2 separate regions of the Homo sapiens genome follow, and region 1 is linked to region 2. A link is a loop called in an ENCODE intact Hi-C map of the cell type or tissue named here. Cell type or tissue: B cell. All regions are shown on one strand. Each heading gives the region's core, and the rest is flanking DNA. Links, peaks and the distances in the headings are about the cores only.

Region 1 (5,000 bases), core at 1-5,000, 260 kb before region 2:
TTTAATTAAAGACTTATGGGACAAAAGACTGTGGATACAGTGTGGAGAAAATGAACTACATTTTAAAAAGTACTTTTCCTTTAAAAAAAAAATTCTAGGAGAAGAAACGCAGAAAGGAAACAACAGTATTTTTAGCATGACTGTTCTGTGTTGTTATTGCACCAGAATTTAATTAATTGCAACTTTTAGTTCATGATATACTCTCATTATGTGCACCTTTTATTTTATTAATAATAACATAAATATTGTATTTGATGAACCTGCCACCAAACATTAAAACTAGAACATTGGCACCTACTTATACTTTCCCACGTGTTCCTTTTCTTCCATCCTCTCTGTCTTCCCATTCAAATTAACCCCTTTTCTAACTCTCCTAACTCCTGTTATGTCTATCTCCTTATTTTAATATACCATTTATACAGACATACTATTACATAGACCATATACATATACTAAGTATATATGCTTGTGTATATATACACAGACACATATATAATATATATACTATTTATTTTTATTTAAATTTTTAAAATTTCAATTGCTTTAGGGGTACAAGTGGTTTTTGGTTACACTGACGGATTGTACAGTGGTGAAGTCTAGGATTTTAATGTATCCATCACCCAAGTAGTGTACATTGCACCCAATAAGTAATTTTTTATACCTCCCCAATCCCCCTGCCTTCTGAGTCTCTAATGTCCATTGTATCACTCTGTCTGCCTTTACGTGCCCATAGCTTAGCTCCCACATATAAGTGAGAACATGAGGCATTTGGTCTTCAATTCCTGAGTTACTTCACTTAGAATAATGGCCTCCAGTTTGTAAAATACATTATTTAGTTCTTTATTATGGCTGGGTAGTATTCCATATATATATATATATATATATATATATATATATATATATATATATATATACCACATTTTTTTAATCCACTCTTCAGTTGATGGGCAGTTAAGTTGATTCCACATCTTTGCAATTGTGAATTATACTGCAATAAACATACATTTACAGGTGACTTTTTGATATATTGACTTCTTTTCTTTTGGGTAGATACCCAGTAGTGGGATCGCTGGATCAAATGGTAGATCTACTTTTAGTTCTTTGAGAAATTTCCATCCTGTTTTTCATAGAGGTTGTACTAATTTACATTCCCATCAGCAATGTATAAGCATTCCCTTTTCATCACAGCCACACCAACATCTAGTGTTTTTTTGTGTGTGTATATACATATATATATATATAATACTTTAAGTTCTAGGGTACATGTGCACAACGTGCAGGTTTGTTACATATGTATACATGTGCCATGTTGGTGTGCTGCACCCATTAACTCGTCATTTACATTAGGTAGGGGGAGGGGGGACAGATGGCATTAGAACATCTAGTGTTTTTTGACTTTTTAATGGTCACTCTGGCTGAGATAAGGCAGTATTTCATTACAGTTTTAATTTGCATTTCCCTGATGATCAGTGATGTTGAGCATTTTTTCATGTTTCTTGGCCATTTGTATATCTTCTTTTGAGAAATGTCCATTCTTGTCCTTTGCCCACTTTTCAATGGGATTATTTGTTTTTTTTGCTGTTTTTTGTTTGTTTGTTTTTCTTGCTAATTTGTTTGAGTTCCTTGTAGACTCTGGATGTTACTCCTTTGTTGGATGCATAATTCAGACATGTATATTTATTATTACATTGTAAAGATTCAGTTACTCTGGCACATAGAGCTGAACTTTATTTCTTTTACTGCTGATTATATTCTCTTATGTGAATATACCAACATGCATTTATTCATTCTGCCACCGATGGGAATTTGGGTTTTTCCTTAATTACCTACCGTATGAAGAAATCTCTGATATTTTTCTGTCACCATTTCAAATTTCCCATCAATTCACTGAAATGAGTTTTATTTTCTTCATTTTTTTGGATGGGGACACTAAACTCAGAGAGAGTATGGCACTTTCCTGATCACAGGGCCACACAGTGGCAGAGCCAATGTTTCAGTTCACTTCTGTGCAAATCCAAAGCCTGCCTTAGCACTTCCTTCCTTCCTGGAGGCTCAATTTTTGACCCAGTCTGCTAAAGCCTCAGGAGACTTCCCCAGCTCATTCTTGTTTTTTTTCTGAGCCCTTTTTATGAGTCATTGCTGGGGTAAAGAGGGGATTTCTGGAGCTACCCCTGTCAGTAGATGTCAAAACAACATGTTCACTCAGGCAATTCCATGGGTAGTAGTCAGTTACACTAAAAATTTTTGGTCTAGCCAGTTGGGCGGGGCTGCATTGACACAGCAAGCTGCTTGAATGAATTTTTTCCTTTTCTACCATTTGTGTTTTCACATAGGTAATAATAGTAATCCTTTACTTGTGAACAGAGCTGTCCCATTTCCAAAGCTCTCTCTGAGTAAGAAAAGTACTATTGGCCCCATTTCGCAGCTCAGGAAACCAGCTTTTAGGGAGATGAAGTGATTCAGCTACTAAGTGGTAGCTTGAAAAAGGGATTTCTAGTCCTGTGCATGCTCTGCTTTTCCATGCAAATATTTCCTGCTTAGATTAAATACATCACTCTGTGATGGAATCTGAAAATCCAATTCTCAGGACATTTCCCAAACACAGTCTTCTTCACTATTAAGAGTCCCATTATTTCCAGTGGAAAGATACCCAGTTGGTTCTCTAACCCCCAAAATATTTGAAAACCACAAATTTTGCTAAATGACAGTCACAATACAAGGAGGAGACGGGTGATGTCATGATGTCATTTGAAGGTGCTAGGATAGACTCCTCCCTTAAAAATCTTTCTCACTGTCTGTCACGGAGATTGAATCTCCACTGCTTCACCACTTATACCTGGGTTGTTTTCAACCTTTAAAAGACCTTTATGAAAAGGTGAGATCTAGTGTAGATCCTATTAAAAATATTAAAAACTTAGACAAATTGTTAGCTGTGTGTTCTTTCAATATTACATTGGAGTGCATTGTGTAATAGCCATACCCAAGGATTATTTAATTCTCTGTGGAAGTGCACTATTGTTTGACTCAGTGTTTTCTGTTGTTTAAGGTCCAGAGTCTGTGAAGAAACATAACTTATAGATTTTTTCCAGCACATGTGCAAATAATTTTATTTGGAAGAAAGTAACTGCAAAGATTAAGATTTTATTTCCCTGTAGGACATTGACAAGTTTTGTGTTTAACCCAGCAATTTTATTCCAACTTTTTTTTTTACTTTTATTTTAAGTTCAGAGATACATGTGCAGGTTTGTTATATATGTAAACTTGAGTCATGGGGGTTTATTATCTGATTATTTCATCACCCAGATATTAAACCCAGTATCCATTAGTTATTTTTCCTGATCCTCTCCCTCCTCCCACCCTTTACCCTCTGATAGGTCCTAGTGTGTGTTGTTCCCCTCTATGTGCCCATGTGTTCTCATCATTTAGAGCCCACTTATAAATGAGAACATGCAATGTTTGGTTTTCTGTACCTGTGTTAGTTTGCTAAGAATAACAGCTTCCAGCTCCACCCATGTTCCTGCAAAGGACATTATCTCCTTTTTTATGGCTGCATAGGATTCCATGGTGTATATGTACTATATTTTCTTTATTCAGTCTACCATTGATGGTCATTTAAGTTGACTCCATGTCTTTGCCATTGTGAATAGTGCTATAGTGAACATATGCATACATGTGTGACAAGTAGGATCTATTAAACTAAAGGGCTTTTGTACAGCAAAGGAAACTATCAACAGAGTGAACAGACAGCCTACTGAATAGGAGAAAATGTTTGCAAACTATGCATCTGACAAAAGTCTAATATCCAGCATCTATAAAAACCTTAAACAAATTTACAAGAAAAAGATCCCAAACAACCCTATTAAAAAGTGGGCAAAGGACATGAACAGACACTTTTCAAAAGAAGACATGCCATACATGTGGCCAACAATCATATGGAAAAAAGCTCAACATCACTTATCATTAGAGAAATACAAATCAAAACCACAATGGGATACCATCTCATACCCATAAAAATGGCTATTATTAAAAAGTCAAAAAATAACATGCTAGCAAGTTTGTGGAGAAAAAGGAACACTTATACACTGTTGGTGGGAGTGTAAATTAGTTCAACCATTGTGGAAGACAGTATGGCAACTCCTCAAAGACCTAAATATAGATACCATTCAACCTAGCAATCCTATTACTTGGTGTATACCCAAAGGAACATGAATTTTTCTATTATAAAGACACATCCAGCATTCCTTCTTCAGTGCATATAAACACCAGTGTCTCACACGTTTTTGTAGATGATCTTTACAAATGTGCTTTTTCATTCATGAATTAGATTGATCTTGGACATGTGTTCACTTTATTTTTCTCTATAATTAAAAAACTATATATATGTTGGCAGTCCTAATTTTTTCATGCCTAAATAAGGGTGTTTCAGTTATAATGTTGCATAATGAATTACCTAAAACTAGAAATGTAAAGCAGTAACCATTTAACTTACTTAGTGTTGTAGGTTAGACTTTGGGAAGGGCTTACTATGAAGTTTTTGCTTTGGGTCTCTCCTAGATTGCAGTCAGATACCTGCTGAGGTTATAACCATCTAAAGGCTGATTGGGCTGGATGCCCAAGATGGCTCATTCACATGGCAGTAGTTGATGCTGGCTCCCGGCTGGGAGCTCAGCTGAGGCTATCAACAGGAGACCCTGCACATACCCGGTATAACATGGGGATCTCAGGGAGTCAGACCTCTTAGGGGGTATCTGGCTTCCCCCAGGGGAAGAATCCTAAGAAAATCAGGTAGACCTACATGGCCTTTACTGACCAAGTTTGGAAAATCACATACATTCCTTCTGCTGTACCTCATTGGTTAAAACAGAATTAAGGGTAGGGGACATAGACCTTGCCTCTTTCTGGGGAGGGTGTCAAAGAATTTTTGGAGTGTGTTTCAAAACCATCAAATGGGAAACCACTTTAAACTTTGCAGAGAGAAGGAAAACTCATCTTTGAGTTAT
Region 2 (6,508 bases), core at 849-5,848:
GAGGAGGTCAGAGAAGGCTGGAGAGGCTGCAGCGTGTATCGAGTTTTGAATAGTAGGTAGGATTTGTAATAAGTAGAAGGAAGCTACCATATTTGAACATCTTCTATGGGCTGAACCTTTCATACCTATCATCTCTTTTATTCCTTACCACAACCTTGGGTGGTGGGTATATATATATATGTTTACAAATGAAACCGAGGCTTGATCAGAGAGTTTATGTCCCTTGCTCAGCTAGTAGATGGCAGGCAGAGTTGAGATCCAACCTTAAGCCACCAGATGGGTGTGTGTTCTTTCTGCCTTCCAACATCTTTGGCCTGCCACCCTGGTCTCAGGGCTAAGTCATGGTAACATGGTCATGGTGTCCATTGGACAAAGGGAAGAAGATGCCAATAGTGCAGAGGAAAGAAACTACACAATATGAACACCTACAATAGTAGAGGTGGCCCACAGGCTAGATCAGACTTGAAGATACATTTTTGGATGGGCTCACCCAAGGTTTAAAGAAAATATGAAGCCCATCCCTGCAGTTAAAAAAAAAAAAAAATAGCCGCCTGGGCACGGTGGGTCACACCTGTAATCCCAACACTGTGGGAGGCCAAAGTGGGGGGATCACCTGAGGTTGGGAGTTCAAGATCAGCCTGACCAACATGGAGAAACCATGTCTCTACTAAAAACACAAAATTAGCCAGGCGTGGTGGCACATGCCTATAATCCCAGCTACTCGGGAAGCTGAGGCAGGAGAATTGCTTGAACCCAGGAGGCAGAGGTTGCAGTGAGCCGAGATTGCGCCACTGCACTCCAGCCTGGGCAACAAGAGCAAAACTCCGTCTCAAAAAAAAAAAAAATAGCCATCAACATAATGAAGGAGGTAGATTTTAATTCTTACCACTCACTTTCAGGCTTTAATCTCCAGGTTCCTATAGACATACAGGTTGGGGACTCTTGGTAAACCATAACTTTCAACATGCAGGCACTCATTTTGACAAACAAATCAGATATTCTCTACCTTCAACGTTGATTAAACTTTCTAAATAATGTCAGTATACTGACTAAAGACAAATTAAAGCACACTTGTTGAGCCATACCTCCTAGAAGCCCTGCCACAGGTCCCTTCTTCAGCGTCACTGAAGAAGCATCACATGACTATTTGAAATTAATAATACCTCTTGTCAGACATGTACTGCATTTGTGTACAAAACATTTTCCTATCCCTTTTTTCTTATTATCCTCAGAAAAGTGCTATGAGTTAGAGGTTCCTAGTCCAATATGCAGATGAGAGAATTCTTTAGATTGGCAGTGACCCTCATTGGAAAGAGCACTGTGTCTGGGTTCAAGCCCTTGTGAGGTGTCAAGCCAGGGCTTCCCTTTCCTGGCCTTAATCTCTATACCATGTGGAGGTGGTCAGACAAGATAGCTTGTACCAACCCATCTACTCTGAAATTCTGTGAAAGAAGAGCAGAATTTTATAACTGTAAGCATATTCACCCTCCTTTGCAATGGCACAAAACAGCCCCAATTTAAAATAAACTATGAACCTTGGTGGGCAGGTTTAGAGCTTTAGTATCCATTTTGCTCTTCTGCCCCAGTTCTGCCCATGTCTCTGTAGGCCCAGAACACCTTGCCATGTCTCCTTAGCACAGGTTTTTAGAAGGAATGAATTCCTGACTGTGAAAACTTAAACTGGTCCTCTGAAGAAAGTGAGGCTCAGAGAGGTTCAGTACCTTGTCTGGGGACACACAGCTGGTGAATGACATAGTTCAATGCAAGCAGCATGCAGGACAGCAACAGTCTGTGTAGAGGTGTTCCAGGTAAGAGCATTTTCTCTGTGATTCCTCCTGGGGCTGTATGTCAGGTGAATTCAGATCTGTCCTTGAGGTTAGGCCCTTTTAGGTCAGATTCGAGAAGCAACCCTTGGCCTTTTGGAGGTCTGAGGCATCTGCTTTTAAAATATACAGAGGGCCCGATGGCATTACAAGGCAAGGCTGTGGATATATCCGAGCCAATGTGGACACATGTTTGGTTCTGAAGCCAAAGGTTTGCAATTGGCTGGAGTGGCCCAGTGGGTGGCGGTTTGTCTAGCTGATGGTCTGGCACCGTCATGAGTCACAGCCTCAGGAGACAGAACCATGTGCCTGGAGATAGCACTGCCTGGGCCACCCTGAGCCCTGGTCTGTAGTATCCTCTCCACCTCTCTACTTTGGTTTCCTCCTCGGAAAATGAGAAGACAATGCGAATTCCCAGAACTGTTCTGAAGCATAAGACCACCGACTTCACATCTCAGCTTGTCTCCTTGCTGTGTGATTTGGGGCATGGTATTTAATCATCTGAGCCTGGCTTCCTTCATCTGTCAAATGAGCATAACAATGATGTCTCCAAAAGGTTGTGGTTCAGATGAGATAAAATCCTAAGAGTAAGGAGCCTGGCACTTAGGAGAAAGGCAGCCATTTTTGTTAGACTATGAAAGAGTTTTAGGAAACAGAAAGAGCCGCTGCAGTCTACGGTGGAGGTGAAGGCAGCATCACTTCTGTGTTGTTGTTATTATCCTTGACAGATGGGCCTGGACGAGAGGTCTGAGGTGAGTTGGGGAAGGCATGAGTCATGTGAGGGCAGCCCCCGGAGCTCCCAGTGCAAGAGGCACTGCATTTTAAACTAGTTGTGGAATTCATTCCACTGCCTTTTTCAGCCCCAAAGACACTGGAAAAAAATAAAATAAAAAGCAAACCACAGCATTTTCAGGCCTCCCACTGGTTTTGCCTTTCTTCCCCCAACGTATTGTTTTTGGGAAGGGCTGTTTCAGCCACAGCGCTGTCAAGAAAACAAGGTGGTTTCCCTTGACCCTTGGCAACCAACACATGCTTTTTCCTACGCTTTGGTGCAGAAGCCCACAAGTGATTTTTAAAAATAATAAAATTCTTCTCTATAAATAAACCCTTATGCTTTCTGCTGTGGGTCTTGGATGGATGAGTTTCTTCTTCTTTCTGAACTCAGTAAGGGCTAAGTTCCCCTCCACAGAGGAACTGCACATTGTGAAGCAAGGGATATTTTGGTGAATCACCTGCCATTGCGTTTTCCACCAATGCAGGAATGGCAAAGTTCTGGAACTTTTACTTAAAGATCCACCATTCCTCAAGAAGACCTATAGCCTCCACGGAATACCCTATCCCCTCTTCCTCTAGAGATTTTACTACTGCTACCGTTACTGGTTTTCCAGAGTCTGACAAATTAAGCATTTATAAGAATTGACTCAGTGACCGCAGAGCAACAGAAAGAGGATGAGTTTTAGAGTCCAGAGACCTGGGTGTGAATTTTAACTTTGCTCCTGACTAACTGTGTAACTCTGGACAAAAGGCTTATATAATTTTGGGCAAGTTACTTAACATCTATGTTAAATGTATGCCTGCCTTGTTTTTGGGATTCCTGAAATGGATATAAATGGTCCATAACTCATGGAGCTGTGGTGAAAATTAAATGGAAAAAAAAATGCATTTGAAGCCCCAAGTACACAGTAGGTACTCAATAAATGGTAATTGGTATCGGGTAAGTTCTCAGCATGACTAGTTATGATCAAGAAAAAGAAGGCTCATGCAGCGCGGACTTGGAAGTGGGATTTGATGAAGGGACAACAATTTATAGGGATAGGGACAGAGCTAAGGAAACCAATGAGAGATGCTGAAGCACTCAGAGACTTGCAACACCAGGGAACCATTGCTACCCTGAATCTGCAAGGACAGGAAGAGGGTGAGATGTTGCTGAAGCCATGGAGGAGGGGCTGCTGGCAGGAACTACGGTTGCAGAGGAACCCGGCCACTGGCAGACCCTGGCACAGAAGCAGGGAAAGAGCTGGAGGAAATTCCCAACCTCTTTCTCCTCCCACCCTTTAATCTCTTGCCGATGCCTACCACTGGCTAAACCCAACTGGAAGATAGGAGGCAAAGGAGTCCCCCGAGGCAATCAGGGGCATTAACCTCTCTATGGCACAGTGCAGATGGCACAGTGCAGACCAGAGAACAGATCTGGTTGGGAAGGGGGTACAAATGGAGAATCACCAGGTCAGAGAGAATTTATTGTGATTCACATATTGGCTAGTATTAGTCCACCCAAACCATGAATAAATCTCCTGCAAAAATCCTAAAGTGCTGACTGTGATCACATCACTTCAGGTGTAAAAAAGCACATTGGACTCTAGTGCCTAAAGAAATGAGCTCCCTTCTCACCAGGCATCCCGGCCCAGGCCCTCTCTCCCAGCTCATCTCCTGCTTCTCCCCTTCTTACATTCTCTGGAATGCACATGCCCTGTCATGCTTCCCTGCTTTCCACTTACAGTTCTGTTTGAAACTTTCGACGGGTGAAAATCCTCACCAATCCTCTGCCCCCATCTTCCTCTGATTGGCCAACTTCTCATCCTGCAACAATCAGTCCAGTCATCACCTTCTCTGTGAAACATACCTAGCCAGTCCTTCTCTGTGTTCCCATACCTCTAGAAGCAGCAGAGAGTTATAAGCAGGGCTATTCCTGGTTGCCCTAGTTTCTAGCTGCATTGTGTGCTTGCCACTTAATACTCTTGGTGAGTCATTATCGTCATCTATAAAGTGGGCTGATAATAGTGCCCACCACATAGGGTTTGCCTAGGGAAAAAATAAGTCCATATATACAAATCAATTAAAGCAATGCCTGGCATATAGTAAGTATGTAGTAAGAATAAATATTGGCTAACTTAGTTTTATTTTTTTATTACCGTTTTGTCATAGTACTTAACTCACTGTAGTATAATTCAAGGTTTATTTTATTCCACCATTGATTCTGTGAGCAACTCAAGGTTAGAGTCTATGTGTGTATTCCCAATGCCTGGCATAGTGTTTGACACATAGTAGGTGCTCAGTAAATGTTGAATGAGTGAATGAATTAATAAATGAATACATGAATGATATGAGGACTCAAAGTGAGTTTTTGGAATCTGGTTTGAGTTTTCATGTGAACCACACTATATGCCTTTTCTCAAGAATTTGAACAGTGAAGAAGTCAGGTCTAAAAACATTAAGCCCCTGAAGACTGAGATGGGGCCACCCAGCAGGACAACTCTCCTGTAGGCCTAGTTTGGGTGGAACCCTGCCCTGAGCAGCCAGCCAGTTTCTAATCTAATTGTGTGATAAAAGAAACACCTCCTCCACCCTTCACACTTCCTCCTCCCACATTAGAAACCAAGAGTAATGATCTGCATTTGTGCCAGAGCCCCAGCCATCACTGGGGAAGACACACATGTTCCCCTGTTCAGGCAAAATCATCCTTAGGACATGCCAGGGTGGAGGGGTCTGATCAGATAATCCAGGGTTCTGGGATGTTCCAGGGGTCAACTCAGTCCTGAGAGCAGGTGTGTGCTTGGGGAGTGGAGGACACAGAACCTCTGCTCTAGGCCCTCAGCATCTGGACACACTTCTGGACTTCTAGTACTCCTTCCTCACTTCCATTGACTCATTTACTCTCTTACCTGTTTCCTCCCATCACATCCCATCATATTCAGTTAAGATAAAAGGCAAAATCCTGTACAGCCCTGCATGATCTGCCCCCTGGCAACACCTCAGCCCTCATTTCCTCTGCCATCCCCCTCTCTTACCTACAGCAGGTGAGCAAACCCCTTAGCTGGTTTTGGCTGAGCAAACACACTTGCTATTTCCTTGCTTGGAAGTTTCTTGCCTTAGGCATCCTCTTGGCTCTATCCTTCTCCTCATTCATTCATTAGCTCTTTTATTTAACAGACAATTAAACGTTTTTGTTAAATTTTAAATTTTTACTTTTAATTGTTGAAAAATGGACATAAAACTTACTATGTTAACCATATTTAGGTGTGCAATTCAGTGGAGTTAAGTTCATTCACACTGTTGTGCAACCATCATCACCATCCATCCCCAGAACATTCTTCATCTTCCAAAACTGAAACTCCATACTCATTAAACAATAACTCTCCATTTCTCCTTTTCCCCAGCTCCTCACAACCACCATTCTGCTTCCTGTTTCTATGAACTTGACTACTCTAGGCTCCTCATAGGAGTGGAATTATACAGTATTTGCCCCCTTTGTAACTGGCTTATTTTACTTAATATGATGTCCTCAAGGTTCATCCATGCGGTGACATATCTCAGAATTTCCTTCGTTTTTAAGGCTGAATAATATTTCATTGTATGTATAGGCCACATTTTGTTTATCCATTCATCTGTTAATGGACACTTGAGTAGCTTCCACCTTTTTTCCATTATAAATAATACTTCTATGAATGTGGGTGTACAAATATCTGTTCAAGTCCCTACTCTCATTTCTTTGGGGTATACACCCAGAAGTAGTATTGTTGAATCATATGGTAATCCAATATTTTTTGATAAACTACCATACTGTTTTGTTCTGTAATTGCACCATGTCACATTTCCACCAGTAAGGCACAAGAATTCCAATTTCTCTACATCTTCATTAACACTTGTTATTTTCTGTTATTGTTCTTTTTGATGGTAGTTATTCT

What was found. Hi-C counts contacts between places; a loop is a spot of excess contacts. Peaks named below come from ENCODE experiments on the same cell type or tissue, not always from the same donor. Only the 100,000 strongest peaks of a DNase experiment are listed, where the experiment ranks them.
Region 1: a loop joins it to region 2, with 4 times the contacts of the local background. A loop is called at or near these places in 1 of 110 quality-filtered maps.

Annotation. Positions count from the first base shown.
Region 1 is chr1:59,269,841-59,274,840 of GRCh38, reverse strand. No RefSeq gene overlaps it. Among named protein-coding and RNA genes, the nearest start is that of FGGY-DT, 24 kb to the left of the region's middle. RefSeq lists an enhancer at 2,097-2,206. In B cell, for the core only: no CTCF peak of the experiment used is centred there; a DNase peak (open chromatin) is centred at 2,110.
Region 2 is chr1:59,004,379-59,010,886 of GRCh38, reverse strand. No RefSeq gene overlaps it. Among named protein-coding and RNA genes, the nearest start is that of LINC01358, 13 kb to the left of the region's middle. RefSeq lists enhancers at 2,450-2,519, 2,560-2,609, 2,630-2,679, 2,950-3,059, 5,264-5,463. In B cell, for the core only: no CTCF peak of the experiment used is centred there; DNase peaks (open chromatin) are centred at 2,886 and 5,267; H3K4me3 peaks cover 2,362 bases; H3K27ac peaks cover 4,752 bases.